Linked DNA regions of Homo sapiens: region 2 is linked to region 1. The links are chromatin loops, found by intact Hi-C in ENCODE. Cell type or tissue: Caco-2. All regions are shown on one strand. Region 1 has its middle 84 kb from the start of LINC02714. Region 2 overlaps LINC02714 (long intergenic non-protein coding RNA 2714).

Region 1 (8,000 bases):
CTTTATGTTTCGTTTCTTTTCTTTTTCTTTTTTTCTTTTTTTTTTTTTTTTGAGATGGAGTCTTGCTCTGTTGCCCAGGCTGGAGTGCAGTGGTGTGATCTAGACTCACTGCAACCTCCACCTCCCAGGTTCATGAGATTCTCCTGCCTCAGCCTCCCATGTAGCTGGGATTACAGGTGCCCACCACCACGCCTGGCTAATTTTTTGTGTTTTCAGTAGAGATGGGGTTTCACTGTGTTAGCAAGGATGGTCTTGAACTCCTGACCTCGTGCTCTGCCTTCCTCAGCCTCCCAAAGTGTTGGGATTACAGGCGTGAGCAACCGCACCCAGCCTATGTTCAGTTTCTTACTCCTACCAAAAATATAGGTTGCCCTAGAAACTCAAATGATTTTTTTTAACCTCTAATTATACAGAGTCCGGTCAAAAGTATTCCTGAGTACAAGAAAAGCTGGAAAAGGCAGTATCTGACTCATTAGTCTCTATAGTTTAAGCTAGTAATAGAGATGTGGGTTAGAGTATGGGCTTTGAAAATGGGTTGATCAACCAACCTCATATGTTATATGTCCTTGAGATTGCCTAGATATTTCAGGACAATGTCAAGTTAGAAGGATTTTGCAAGGACCAATATCAATATTTGTATTAGATATAAATGGACTAAACACTCAAATTAAAAATGTTTTGTTATACTGCGTTAAAGAGTCAAGCCTGAGTATATATTGATTAAAAAAGATGGATTTTAAATATAAATACTGATGTGCTAAAAGGAAAAGGAAAAAGAAAAGCTATACCATACAAGCACTAATTGTAAAAATTCTGGAAAAGCTATATTAATATCTGTAAAAGTATTCCTTTCAGGCAATGTATTATGTAGAGATAGAGATTAGACCTCTCCTAAAGATAAGAGGTTAACTCATGAAAACAAAAAATTCTAAATGTATGTTCAACTGACAAAGTTTCAAAGTAGATGAAGAAAATCTGACACAAGAAAAGGCAGACAGAAAAATTTACAATTACAACTTGAGATTTTAATTTTCATTCTCAGTAATTAATGGAACTATTGTACTAAAAATGAGTAGTGATGTATACATTCTGAAGAGTATTATGAAATCACATTCAGTAGTTAAAACTTAGAAAACATGACACTCAGTAGCCACAAAATGGACATTTTAATTGAGAGTACATAGACACAATGTTGTGACAATATTGACCATATATTGAGCCACAAAGTCAATAAATTTCATGGGGTTCACATGACAGAGAGGCTATTCAGGACCACAATGAAATAAAATTAGAAAATCAACAAGAAAAATATATCCAGGTATTTCTCAAATATTCAAAATTTAAGCCAGACATTTCTAAAGAACTCACTAGTCAGAAAATAAATTATAATGAAAATGAGAACACACTTGAACTAAATTATAAACCACATATATCCACATTTGTGGAAGACAGCTAAAACAATACTTTAAAGTATATAACTTTAAAAGTTTACAGTAAAAATAGGACATATTAAAATCAGCAATCTAAGTTTTCACCTAATTAGGTTAACAAGAAAAAATCCACATTAAACAAAGTAGAAAAAAAAAAAAGAGAGAAGCCAAAATCAATGAAACAGATATCAAACAAATGTTAGAGAAAAATTTTTAAAAACTTACTCTTTTGAAAAGATTCAATAAAATTGATAAACTTTCTGTCTGATATAATCAAGAAAAAGGGAAGGAACAGATTATTTATATAGTCATTGAAAAAGGGAGCTATGACTACAGACCTTACAGGTATTAAATGACAAACAGGAGAATGTTATGAACAAATGTATGCCACATTATTTTTTTGCAACATAGAGGAAGGGACACTTTTAAAAACGGTATTTACTAAAACACATAGAAAAGAGTAATAGGGAATTTGACTAGATTTATGTTAGTTAAACAAATTAAATTCCTAATTAAAAATCTTCCCAAAAGAAAGCCCCAGGCTCAGAGGGCTTCACTAGTAAAATCTATCAGGCATTTAAGAAAATAAAATACCAATCCTGCAAAAATTACGTAAAAATAAAGGAAAAGGTACCCTTCCTAACTTAGGAGGTCAGCATAACTCTGATATCGAAACTAGGTAATAACATCATGTAAGGCTGAGGATAAATTTCCCATTCCAAGGAAAACTGGGCTTAGGATGAGTTACTTAACTTTTTTAAAGTTTTGGCTTTTTAACATCAAAATCAGAATGAAACGACTTTCCTTGCAATGTCACTTGATGAATAGAGAATGGTGTGTGTGTGTGAGCTTGTGTGCATATTTCTTGCCCATAGCAGATGCACCATAAATGGGAAATAGTATTAAACTATCTTAACATCATCTTCACATTATTGAAATGACCATATACCTTCCAGTGTGTCCACTCTGAAGGATGGCATGCACTTGGCTATGGCATGGATCAATTGATTAGCTGATTCAATGAATATTTTTTGAGCACCAAGTATGTCCTGGACACTTCATTAAGTATTGAATATAATAGAAAGCCATGCACAAAACAAATTCCCTACCCACTTAGAACTTACATTCTATTGGAGAAGAGACAATCAACCAGTAAATATCAAACACAGAGAATATAGTGACAGATAATGACAAGTGCTGCAAAGACAAAGCAGGAGTGGGGGGCAGAGCGAGTGGTGAGGACAGAGGTGCTGTTGTACACAGTGTATTCAGGGAGGCCCTCCAAGGAGGTAAAGTTTGAGCAGATAGTGGAATAACTAGAAAGGCTGACACAGGGAGACATCTAGGAGAAGTTTCAAAAAAAAAAAAACCAGCAGTGAGAACAAAGGTCAGGAATGTGTCTTGCCTCAGGGCCTGTGACTGCCCGGGATAGGAATGGGCAGATAGGGCGACCTGCACAGGAAAGGCTGAGACGGAGGTGTAGACCTCTGCTGTGCACAGGCTGTTGAGGAGGAAGCAAACCGTTTGGGATCCTGGAGTTTAGTGCTTGCTGTGCTCCTCCCTGATATCCACTGAGGGACAGAAGTTACCAACACAAAGGCCCAACCTGTTCTCAGATGTGGGGGCTACAAGTCCCCCAAAGGACTTTTCCACGTCAAAACCCTGGAACCTGTGAACGTGACCTTGTTTTGTTTAGTGAAAGAGTCATGGCAGACGTAACTAAATTTTAAAAATTGAGATGAGATCATCCTGGATTATCCAAGTGAAACCTAAATCCAGTGAAAAGTGCTCTTATAAGAGAAAGGCAGAGGATTTAAGACTCAGATGAGACGTCCACGTGAACACAGATGCAGAGGCTGGAATGATGCAGCCACACTTCAAGAGACCCTTGGAGCCAGCAGAAGCTGTCGGAAGCAAGGAAAGCTTCTCCCGTAGAGCCTGCAGAGGGAGCACTGGCCTTGGCCTGCTGACATCTTGATCTGGGGTTTCTGGCGTCCAGAACTGTGAAAGAATGAATTTTTATTGTTTTAATACACCCGGTGTGTGCCAATTTTTATGGCAGCCATGGGAAATGAATTCATGTGCCCTTGGAGAGCCAAGATGCAGACGTGGAAGGAGTCTCTCTCCCACCCTAGCCTTGAGAGAAAGCTGGAAAGCCTGTACGTAAAACCAAAACTTGTGTTAAATCCATCAGAAAGCTGAGGGTGTGAGGCAACAAGCTCATCTGGAATGCAAAGGAGGAGAATCTCCTTGGCCCCAAAAAGAGGTGAACAGGAAGGTGCAACCTGGGAGGAAGGGGTGGCAGCCAAGAGGAAAGGGTGAGAAATCAGCGATGGTGTTAATAAACCTATAAAGGCTGAGTGTGAGCATCGAGGCCCTGGGAACCCACACAGGCGCAGGCTCTTTCTCATGAATCTCGCCTTTCAGGAGAAAGATGGGGGTTGGTGGAGGCACAGAGAGAGCCTCCTGCAGTGGTGCAGGTGTGGAAGAAGTGTCAACTTGGCTGTGGGGAGTCTGGAAGCCTGGACCCCCTGCGCAGACCCCTCTCTCAAATCTTGTCACCCTCAAGGTACTGGTAAAGACTCATTGTTGAGAGAGACAGAGCGAGAGAGAGAGAGAGAGAGAAATCCTCTACCCTGAGAGGAAGGGGAGAAAACAGTTCTGAGCTCCGAATCTTCTATCAGTACCATGCTATCTTCAGCTACAAGAGGAGGGACAGATGAAAAATCATTGCTGCAGGCAAGATCCACCAATGAATGCTAAATTTAGTGGGCAAAAGTCTAAGATACAACTGGTGTTTACATGGCTTAAAGCTATCTCCCCCGGAACATTTAGCAACTTAAAAAGAAAAAAATAACACCTTTACAGCATGGAACCCTACCAGACATTGTCTTAACCAAGCAATCAAGGTCGACATCATTAGTAAGGACATACTGACTTTAGGTATCCCTGATACCATTGCTCTGAGAAAGACTGCACACCACATTATTTAATCACAGGAAAACTCCAGACAAACTCAAACGGAGGGATGTCTGTAAAATAACTAACCAGTACTCTTCAAAAGTGTCAAGGTTATGAAGTAAAGGGAGATTGAGAAAACATCACAGATTGGAGGACACTTACAGACATAACAACTGTGAAATGTGTGATCCTGGATCCTGAAATGGAAAAAACTGACAACAGTGCAAACTGAAAAGCTGATAAAATCTAAATATGTTCGTTAGTTTAAACAATAGTGTTAGGTAAAGGTTAATTTTCTAGGTTTGATATTTCTCCTGTTGCTATGTAAATTGATGACATAAGACGAAGCTGGGTGATAAGTGTATGGGAATTCTGTCTACTGTTTTCACAACTCTTATGAAAGTCTAAAATTATCTCAAAATAAGAAGGCTTAAAAAAATCATGGGCCTGACACTGCATGTACTTCCTGAGCATCTACAGTGCTGAAGTACATTGTCGCCTCATCTTCAAGGTGAAAGTCAAGTTAGATCATTTTGCATGACCTACTACTAAAATAATAATAATAATAATAAATACATAAATGGGCACACTGGGCGCAGTGGCTCACGCCTGTATTCCCAGCACTTTGGGAGGCCAAGGCAGGTGGATCACTTGAGGCCAGGAGCTCAAGACCAGCCTGGCTAAAATGGTGAAACCCCATTTCCATTAAAAATACAAAAATTAGCAGGGCATGGTGGCATGCGGGTAATCCCAGCTACTCAGAAGGCTGAGGCAGGAGAATTATTTGAAACTGGGAGTTCAAGGAGGTTACAGTGAGCCAAGATCGTGCCACTGTACTCCAGCCTGGGTGACAGAGCGAGACTTCATCTCAAAACAAACAAACAAACACACAAAAAACCATAAAGAGACCAGTACACATGGCAGACTGCTCTTGGTAATATTTTTGCATTTTGGAAGCAACATATACCTCATTTGAGTGGTGTGTGTGTTTGTGTGTACATAATGTATTTATTTACAAATTTCTCATCCTCTCCTGTTTCTTCCCTAATTATTTTAAAAAAGCATTTGGGTTACAAGTTTTTATTTTTTTCATAATTTAGTCTATAGATTAAATGATATTCAGATTATTTTGACTAAATTTGAGAATAACTAACATCACTCAGAGATGGATACCTGAGCTGTCATCAAATGTGAAGACGATGATTATTTTGCATTTTAAGTCCCATTTTGAGGTGAGAATCAGTGCATCTTCATTTTATGAAGGGATATTGCATCTTGCCTGGAGAATGCCTCAGGGTGTTACTGTTGCTCACTGAACTTCCTAGTGGTCATTTGATTTGCCTGGCCGCTATGCAGCCGAGGTGGGACTGCAGTTGCTAAGCTCTCAACTGGCAGCTTTAAACCAACCTTGCTCCAGGCCACTTTGTGATGTCATGCTGGGGACAGAGCTCTGCCAATAACCTTCTTCCTTTGCTAGCTTGCTTTTGGTCCTTCCTTTTCAGCTGCCGCCCTGCCAGCTCTGCCCAGAGTTAATTCTTCCCTCCAGGAGTTGCAGGTGGTCCCTCAGCAGTGGCTGCCTGCAGTAGCCACGGGTCCTGGTCTCCTGCTCCTACCAGCTCTCCCAGGGCCAGTCTCTTCACTCTTCTTCAGAGGGACAAGCATACCCTCCCCAGAGGTGGGTTTCAACCCTCATGGTCCCTCCTCTGAGCCCCAGAGGTGCGGCACAGCCTCAGCCTCAGAAGGCAGAGCCCAGCCAGCTCTGCTAGGTGCCTCCTTCACCCTTCTAGGTTCTAGTCACCCCAGCTTATCTCTATGCTATTCTCTGCCCTGGAGATTGAAGCTACTTTCTGCAATTCTTATCTCTGTGTCTCTGCACTAGGTCATTGTGTCTTTTTGTTGATCTTCTTGAGAGAGTTTCTTCATTTATAACAGAGTTGATAATACCGGATCTCAAAATGTTGCTGAGAGGATTAGCACACAACCTGGCACAGTGTAGGTGGTAGATTACTACTGTCCCTTTCAATTCCAGCATCGTGTGACGCCATCAATATACCAGGAAGGAAGTGCTAGGATCCTGCACCCATGATGACTTGGGGACCATAAGCTACTAGAGGGAGGGGCTGGCAGGAATTTCTGTCTTCAGGACCATGACGATAACAACAACAGTGACAACAGCAAATATGTACAAATCACTGAGCATGAACCAGGTACCACATATATTATGCACTTATCCTTATCAAATATTTATACTAGTAATGTTTATTTGCATTAAAACCAAGGCACAGAGAAATAAAGAGATCATTTAAGACTACACAGCCCACCAGCAGTACACCTAGGATTCAAACTCATTTGATACTCAGTATTTGTTGCAGAATTTGCAGTTTACTCAGCTCTACATTCTCTCAATTGATCCTGAGTAATTCTGCAATGCAAAGGGGACAGAAATGGCCATCCTCACTTTATAGATGAGGAAAGGAAGAATCAGGGAATTTCACACCTCCAGTGAGTTGCTGAGGTAGGGCTTGAACTCATTTTGTTTCTGACAATTGACACCAAGCCTGAGCTCCTTCTTCTAAGTCTGACCTTACAGGGGCCTCCCTAGGTACACAGCTCCCAGCTGTGGGCCTTTTTGGATCTCTGTGCTTTGATTGTGTTTGATTTATTTAAAAGCGACCCTATCTTACATCAATCCGGGGTTAACTGGTGTGAGTGGTGAGCACTTCGACTTCCCAAAGAGCTCCCTGCCTGGGGAGGGCCCTGATGAGTGGAGAAGAGGAACCAGACGGTTCCTTGTCTGGCTTTGGCAAATGGCTTTATGCTGATTCCTTTCAAAGCATCTTTTACTGACAGAGCAATTTCTCAGCACCAGAGCGGAGGAGCTCGCAGGACATGCAAATGAGGCAGAGGTGCCACTGGCATGGAAAGAATGGAAGCAGCATCCTAATGGCTCTGGAACGAAATACAGTCGTGGGGGGAAATTTACTCTGAAATTTCATTAGCTTTGCTGAGAAGCCTCTCCCCTACCCACCCATGCCACAGCATTCAGGCAGCCCCTCTCCCCAGGGACAAGGGGGCAGAGGGTTTCCTCAATGTCCATTTCAGGACACTGCAGCCATCTCCAGCCCTTGGTCAGCAGCACTGGAGCTACAGATGCTGCCCTGGGAGGCTCTTTTTCCATGGGGAAGTCTGCCCTGCCACCGGCAAGCTTGCCAACCACTTAGGGACTTTGGGACACGTGCTTCCCTCCTGGTCTTGGTGGCATCAGCCACGAGCATCTTCCTTTGAGGTTGAGCCCACAGTGATCTGGAAGAAGCTGAAGGATGACTCAGGCTAGAGAGCAAATCCCTGCTTTCAGGGCTGAGGCCACTTCAGGTGAACCTGGTGGCTGAAAAATGAAAGTCAAAAACATTTTAAATGAGTCATTCGGCCTCTTCATACTTGAGGATGTTTCCAGTTTTATCTTGGACCACTTGGAACCCCAGCTGTAATGAGAGCCTCCTGCCCCCCAACCAGGCCCCTCGTCTGTCCAGGCTGCCCTTTTCTCCTCTGCTGCCCCAGGAACTCACATGGAGCATCCCCTTCCCTCTGTTCTTCCTGGACCTCTCCCAC
Region 2 (8,000 bases), 77 kb before region 1:
TGTATGTCTGTGTGTGTGTGTGTGTCTGTATGCATATAAGTCTATACGTGTCTGTGTGTGGGCGTGCGTGTTTGTATGTCTGTGTGTGCCAGTGCTTCTATGTGTGGCAGTGTGTCTGTGTGTCCCTATGTGTCTGTGTGTGCCTGTGTGTCTGTGTTTATGTCTGTGTGTGTCTGCGTGTGGTTTGGGTTGGAGCTGGCGGAGGCAGGGTTGATAAGAGGAACTGGTTTAGGAAGCCAGAAGCAGCAAGGCCGACAGGCCGCTCCCGGAGACTGTCTCCCTCACCCCTCACCTCCATGGGTGGACTGCCTGGGTGCGGGCAGAGCCTGTGCCCTCTTTACCAAGTGCTGCGGCACAGCCTGTCTTCCTGACCTCATTCCTGCTACTTTTAAGGCACCGTATGATGTGTACTTGTGAGTATGTGTTGTGTGTGTGTAGTGTGTGTAAGGTGTGTGTATGGTGGGTGGTCTATGTATAAGTGTGTATGTGTGTAGTGTGTGTGGTGTGTTGTGTTTGGTGTGTGGCATGTGTGTGGTGTGTGGTGTTTGTGGTATGTGTTGCGTATGATGTGCAGGAGTGTGGTGTGTGTGGTGTGGTGTGTGGTGTGTTTTTGGTGTGGGTGATGTGTGTGGTGTGGGTGGGTATGGTGTGTGCAGTGTGTGTGCTGTGTGTGGTGTGTATTTGTTGTGTTTGGTGTTTATGGTGTGGATGTGTGGTTTGTGTGGTGTGTAGTGTTTGGTGCGAGAGTGGTGTGTGTGGGTTATGTTTGGTGTGTAGTGTGCATGTGGTGTGCGAGGTATGTGGTGCGTGTGGTGTGTAGTGTGTGTAGTTTGTGTGGTGTGTATTTGTTGTGTTTGATGTGTGTGGTGTGGATGTGTGGTTGTGTGGTGTGTGGTGTATTTGGTGTGTGTGTGGTGTCAATGGTGTTTATAGTATGTGTTTGGTGTGTGCGGTGTGTGTATGTGGTGTTTGTGGGTTGTGTGTGGTATGTAGTGTGTGTGGGTGTGGTGTGTGGTGTGTGGTATGTGTGATGCATGGTGCGTGTGGGTTGTGTGTGGTGTGTAGTGTGTAGCGTGTGTGATGTGGGGGGGTGTAGTGTGTGTGGTGTGTGGTATGTGTGATGCATGGTGTGTGTAGTGTGTATGGTGTATGTGGGGTGTAGTGTGTGTGGAATGTGTGACGCATGATGTGGGTGGGTTGTGTGTAGTGTGTGTGGTGTGTGTGGAGTGTAGTGTGTGTGGTGTGTGTGATGCATGGTGTGTGTGGGTTGTGTGTGGTGTGTAGTGTGTAGCGTGTGTGATGTGGGGGGTGTAGTGTGTGTGGTGTGTGTAGTGTGTGGTGTGTGTAGTGTGTAGTGTGTATGGTGTATGTGGGGTGTAGTGTGTGTGGTGTGTGTGATGCATGATGTGGGTGGGTTGTGTGTAGTGTGTAGTGTGTGTGGGTGTGGTGTGTGGTGTGTGGTATGTGTGATGCATGGTGCATGTGGGTTGTGTGTGGTGTGTGGTGTGTAGCGTGTATGATGTGGGGGGGTGTAGTGTGTGTGGTGTGTGGTATGTGTGATGCATGGTGTGTGTAGTGTGTAGTGTGTATGGTGTATGTGGGGTGTAGTGTGTGTGGTATGTGTGATGCATGATGTGGGTGGGTTGTGTGTAGTGTGTAGTGTGTGGTGTGTGTGTGGTGTGTGTGATGCATGGTGTGTGTGGGTTGTGTGTGGTGTGTAGTGTGTGTACAGTGTGTGGTATGGAGGTGCTGCCGTGTGGTGCATGTGGTGTGTCTGCTGCATGTGTGTCTGGTGTGTGTGTCTGTGTTGTGCTGTGTGTGGTGCATGTGTGGACGGCTTTTGAGCGTGGTTGTCTGTGTGAGCATGTTTGAAGACACGTATGAGGGTCATGGAAGGCACCTTTGCACCGTGGCCTTGACAGGGACTAGGACGAGGAGGACTCAGAACAATGTCAGTGGTACCTTCAGAAAATCCTTTTACCACTGACTCTTTATGGCATCAATAAAACGGTGATAAAAGTCACACGTGCCTCAAGGGTGGTGCTGGAGATTAAAGGATGTAGGATGCATAAACCCTGCCATCCTATGATGGGGAAATTGTCTTCTCTGTTGGGCCTTTTCTCCCCTGTGTTTGGAGCATTTTAGTTTCCCCCATAACTCCTTGCTTGCCTGCAGATCATCATGCTTCAGCTCCTTTCTAACATAAATGCTCTTATGAATTGTGCTGCTATAAACACGTGAGTGCAAGCGTCTTTTTTGAATATTGAGTTATTTTCCTCTGGGTAGGTACCCCGTAGTGGGATTGCTGGATCTAAGGGTAGTTCCACTTTCAATTCTTTAAGGAATCTCCACACTGTTTTCCATAGTGGCTGTTTTAGTTTACATTCCCACCAGCAGTGGAGAAGTGTTCCCTGTTCAATGCATCCACACCAGCATCTACCGTTTTTTAATGTTTTGATTATGGGCTTTCTTGCAGGAGCCGGGTGGCATCACGTTGTGGTTTTGATTTGCATTTCCCTGGGGGGAGGAGAGGAGGGGGCGAGGCATAAAAGACTACAAATATGGTGCGGCATATACTGCTTGGGTGATGAGTGCACGAAAATCTCACAAATCACCAGTAAAGAACTTACTCATGTAACCAAATACCACCTGTGCCCCTAATAACTTATGGAAAAATAAAAAAATAAATAAAATAGATGCTCTTAGAAGCACCCAGAGGAATCCTTACCTCCTGTTTGACAACCCACCCTCTCTGGCCACAGAGGAGGGACAGGTCAGGCCGGAGTAGTGTGTGCTGTACTCAACGCTGCCTGCAACCCTGAGGACTGATGTAAGTCTTCCAAATTCAACACGCAAGCTCTGCCTCCAGTTCAGATCAGCTTTTAAAAGGGGCGGACAATGTCTTATCTAGAGGGAAATTCCACAGATGCTTGTTCTATTTCCAGGTCTTGCCATACCAGGGTGGGATGAGAATATTTGTTTATTTTACTTCTGAAGAGATCATTTTTATTTAGGATATGTGATAAAAAGGCTGCTTGAAAATGCCACATCCCAGAGGCAAGAAATACCATGTGGGCCTTGGAATCAGAAAGTGCTGGATTTGACATTCCACCATCAACTAGTGGTTTGTTTGTTTTTAAAATTTGGTAAAATACACATAACAGAATATTTACCATCCTAGCCATTTTTAGGTACATAGTTCAGTAGCGTTAAGTACATTCACGTTGTTGTGTAGCCAGCAGTGAGGTTTTTAACCTCTGAGATGTTAACTCTCTGAGCTCATCACCACCATCGTCATCCTCTCCGGCAATGCTAAATATGGAGGCTCCTAGTGCCAGGAGTGAAGCTTGCTGAGATCTGGTGTCAGAAAGAAACCACTAACATCCTTGAAGCTCTAAACGCGTGCCTCCTAGGCTCACAGCCTTACCACATGCCAGTCTCATCTCAGAGGCACTGGGGTCTGTGGCTTCCAAAGGTTTATTACATATGACTTTTTAAAAACACTCAAGCATCTGTGCACAAATATGTTAAATTATTTTCGCATGACAGGTGCTGGGGAAACAGATGTATATGATATTGTTCTGTTAACCTAAAATAATCAAAAATACCAGAATCCAGTTTAAAGCTTTTATGCAAGTGAAAAGCTAGGGATGGGAGACAAAGACTCCAGAGAAATAGGGTCAGGGCTCTAAGTTAAATGTTAAGTCCTTGCTTACATAGGCAGAGAACAGAGGTTTAGCAGGATTATAACTTTTTATACAAGGCTGGTTTATGAGTCACAGTAACTTAATTAGTTTGTTTTCTTTAGGTCTTTTTTTATTTCCTTTACAACTGGTTTTCATTTCCTTTCCAATTTAAAAGTGTGTATTTAATGTTTCATCTTCGACACTGTGATAATCATGAAGTTTTGTGTGAGAAAGATAAGGGAGAAGATAATCTATGATGAAGGTCAACAGTGAAGAGGGAGGGGGTTGCCCCTTGTGCTCTTTAGTTATCTGCAACGTTTAACCAAACAGTGTATGTGAGGACTAAGGCTAATCTATAATCAGAGAAACAAAGGTTACAGCTGCCTGTCACGTGACTCAGGCCCCTTACATTCCTTTAAGTCTCAAAACAATTTAGAGTGCCAGCAGCTTAGATTTTGAATTACTTATTTTCACAATTTAGTCGGTCATCAATAATATTTACTGGATGAGTGACTGCCAGGCCCTGTGTGATGGTGCTGGGTTATCACTGGGCACAAAGTAGACAAAGCTGCTGCCTGTGGATCCTGTGCTCTTGCTGGTGGCTGGTGGCTGCTGCACGTGTCTGAGAGGAAGATCAGTAGCTGCCCTTCCCCTCCTGACTGTGTTTCTCCTCCAGACCTCAAGGGTTCCACTGGTGAGAAGCTGTCCTCACGAGGTGCCCCCCACAGCCTCCCCTTTCTGCCTCCTCATTCTGCACCACTCTCCTTGTCCTGTGCGAATCATCCTCCCTTCTTATGTTCCGCGTTCTGACTTCTCACATAAACAGGAATATGCTTGGCACAGCAAAATTAGAAATTCTGATGCCTTTTTTTCCTCCTGATTCCCTTGAGATCTGATTAAGATATTTTGGCTCAGAAGGCTGGAAGTCAGGCTCAGCTCTGCGGTGCGGCAGCAACTCCACTCCCCGGCAAGGTCCTCCAAGCAGCTGAGCCAAGTGTGTCCATAGCCCTGTCTTCTCCCCCTGTCTCCCACCATTTCCTCCCCATCCCAGGGAGAATAACACCCTTCCTCTCACCAGGGTTCTGGTCTTCTGCGGGCACAGCCTAGTGTAAGGGTATTAAATTGCTGTGAATTAAACAGTAAAGAGTAACGGATGCTGTGCCCACTGGACTCCACATGGCTTACAGAAAGCATTCAGCTTCACCCTGGATGTGATGCCATACACCGCGTTTGCAGTCTAGATCTGGGTGGAGGCCACCATTTTGTAACATCTGGTGAGCATGCTCCTTGGTTCTGTGTTAAGAAAATGGAAATCCTGAGGTAATAAATGGTAAGGCTGATGCTAGAACCTAATGTGGGTGTTTACCTTTCCACAAGACACTATGAAGTATCTTTGAATGGGAAAAGTCCTTGCTCAGTGCTTGAGGAAGATTTAAGCTCCTTTCTGAATAAAAGTGGTTTCCCTCACTCCAAGGGTAGCTTTTGGTTGTACCTTTCATCAGGAAAGCAATTACAGTGGAATTCGTGGACCTGAGGTCCTTCCTGTCATCCCTGGCCCTGGGGGCTATTTGCTGCCTCGAGCTGTTCCCAGCTAAGCACCTGCTCTCAGAGCTCACAGCTTCAGGCCTCTAGGGTGGCTTGTGCCACCCCTGTCTCCTCTCCACAGGAGCAAGGAGAGTCCACTAGGACATGTGGTGCCATTGGGACAGGTCAGCAAAGTGGTGATAGACAGTATAGGTGGGAGACAAAGGTCAGCCACGAGAAGTGAGAGCAAAGGAGAGAAGGAACAAGCTGGAGAAGTGGATGGACAGAGTGAAGATGCTTTGGAAGGAAGCAGGGAGGGCATCGGGAACTGCTGAGAGAGAGAGAGGGAGAGGGAGATAGAGGGGGTAGAGAAGAGGCAAGGGGGAAGAGAGGGAGGGAGTGAGAGAGAGAAAGAGGGAGAGGGAGATTCAGGGGGTAGAGAGAGGAGGGAAGCGGGAGGAGAAGGAGGGAATGGGAGAGAGAGACAGGGACAGGGAGAAATGTAGGATAGCCACACAAAAGAAGGATTAAGAAAAATAGCAAGAAGGGTAGCCAGAACCTCCCCCCCACCACACACACACACACACACACACACACACACACACACACACACACACACAGAAGTAGGGACAAGAAATAACCATGGCATGGAATGTGACAGTTCTTATCAAATTACCATGGTTTTCAATATGCATGGTGTGCTGTTATCACTGGCAAGAAAATCTGAGCATTATTTATTCTCTTCTCATGACTAGATAATTTCACACATAGTATGACATCGAAAATCAACTCAACAGGCCCAAATAGTCACTTTTCCCTCAGAATTATTCGAAAATACATAAATCAATAATGAAATTTATTTGCTATGGCCATCCTACTCCTCACGCATCACCTGCCCTCACTTTTCTGGTGAAATTCCCCATGCAGTTTGATTTTAAAACTTGTTTTCTTCTTGTTCTTTTCTTTTCATTTGTTTGTTTTTGGTGGGGGGAAGGCTGTTTCCTTTCTGCTTCCTCGGTTCTGCCAGGCACATCTCGGGATAAAGTGCCTGAAGAGGGCTGAGTGGAGGCTCTGGCACAGAAGATTTTGGGTAAGACAGGTCACCTCTCATCACATGCTACGTGACAGTTACCTGTAGTGTGCAGGGGGGGGAAGCAGGTCATGGGGTGTCACTGCTGATTGATTAGGACATGGACAAAGGCACCAAGAGCTCCGCAACATCCACTGGGAACAGGCTTGGCTGGGGAGCTCTTCCCTGCCTCGGCATATGGAGAGCACCATTTGCTGGCCAAGAACCCTGTTAAACCTCCCGTCCCAGAGCCCACTGTAGTTCCTTTCTGCTACACACATTCTTTCCCAGAGCATTTTCACATCTATCTCATTTCTGCATCATGACAGTTGTGTGAATCAAGGCATGCATTACTTTTCCAGTTTGGCATTGATACATAGCAGGAGTTCAGTAGACATTGACTACTTACTAACTAGGATAACTGAAACCCAAAGAGATTGAGAAGGAAAAGAAAACATCTAAAATCATGCTTAGAGTTATTGTTAGTGGAGATTGTGCCTCCACTCACAACATCACTTTACTTCCCTTGTCCACCATAAACTTGGTCCAAACCCACTCAGTTGACCTTCGGTCTTCCCTCAAATTTTTAACCATGGGACTGCATAGAATGGTGGCTTTGTACCTGCACCAATATCAGTAGAAAGGTTTGAGTACTTTCCAGCCCCAGAGTTCCCCAGCATGCTGGTGCCTAGGACCTTCAGTTGCCCTTGGGGCAGGGAGACTGGCTCATTTCTAATAGTCTTTTTCTTTAAAGCAACTGAGGCCTGGGGAGAGGGTTAGGGAGGCACTGGGGTGATAGAAAGAGAAGAAAGATCTGCACCAGCAAAAAGGGAACAACTCCTTAATTAACAGGCAATAGTGGGAAGGACTGTTTATTTCCCAGTCAATTATACAATTTAGTGAACATGTTTCCTACTGATTTCTACGGACTTCCCTTAAATCCTATTAATAGACCTTTGAGGTCCTCATAGTTTCTTTTACAGAAAGCCATGTTGTGGTCAACATCCCATCCTCTTTACTACAACTGTCAGAAACTGAAGGATCTGAGACTTTACCCTACAGGGAAGCTAACAAGGTAGCCTACCGCATTTTCAGTGATGGTGGTAGAAAACAAGAGACTCCTGGGTCAGAAACAAAGGACAGTTTATTACTCACAGCAAAAGCAGTAGATAGAATATTTTTTTGTGGCATTTTGTGCTACTTCCATGAGCTCCAATTTCCACAGGATGATGTGAAAAGGGCCAGATGACATTTTCACATGCTGTACGTTGTATTACAGGAGAAGAACTCAGAACTCTTGAGTTGAGGGAACTGGAAACTTTTATAATAGGATTAACCATGCCTGTCTTTTGTTCCAGGAGAGACATTATCTTCATTGCATTGGGCAATAAGACGCCTGCCCTTTGCTCTGAAAGATGACATTATTTTTATCATCCAAGGTTGTTTGCTGTACACACATTCTTGAAAAGATTGTCTGGAACAATGGTGATCACTGTTTTGCTTATAATACATGAAGTGTCAGAAATCCATGGAGAACTGTCTCCCAATGGACTTCCAACTCTTCACTTCCAAGAAACTTCTGCTTTCTTCCTGAGGTGTATTCTCCATGTCTGTGTAAAGTAGGAGTGTATCCTTGGTGTAAAGCTGGATACATGGTGATCGCACCCAGCGTGACGTCCTGTGCTGTAGTACTCCAGCTCCTGCCTGCTTCGCCATCCTCT

What was found. A loop is a pair of places that touch in the nucleus more often than their neighbours do. Peaks named below come from ENCODE experiments on the same cell type or tissue, not always from the same donor. Only the 100,000 strongest peaks of a DNase experiment are listed, where the experiment ranks them.
Region 2: it touches region 1 in a loop (6-fold over the local background); 3 of 110 quality-filtered maps call a loop at or near these places.

Annotation. Positions count from the first base shown.
Region 1 is chr11:134,815,862-134,823,861 of GRCh38, forward strand. No RefSeq gene overlaps it. Among named protein-coding and RNA genes, the nearest start is that of LINC02714, 84 kb to the left of the region's middle. In Caco-2, a CTCF peak has its summit at 3,372 (motif pointing right); DNase peaks (open chromatin) are centred at 2,860 and 3,370.
Region 2 is chr11:134,739,109-134,747,108 of GRCh38, forward strand. All of the region lies in intron 1 of LINC02714 (long intergenic non-protein coding RNA 2714), which reads left to right. Among named protein-coding and RNA genes, the nearest start is that of LINC02714, 7.2 kb to the left of the region's middle. RefSeq lists an enhancer at 3,887-4,181. In Caco-2, no CTCF peak of the experiment used is centred here; DNase peaks (open chromatin) are centred at 2,843, 3,345, 4,023, 4,283 and 2 weaker places.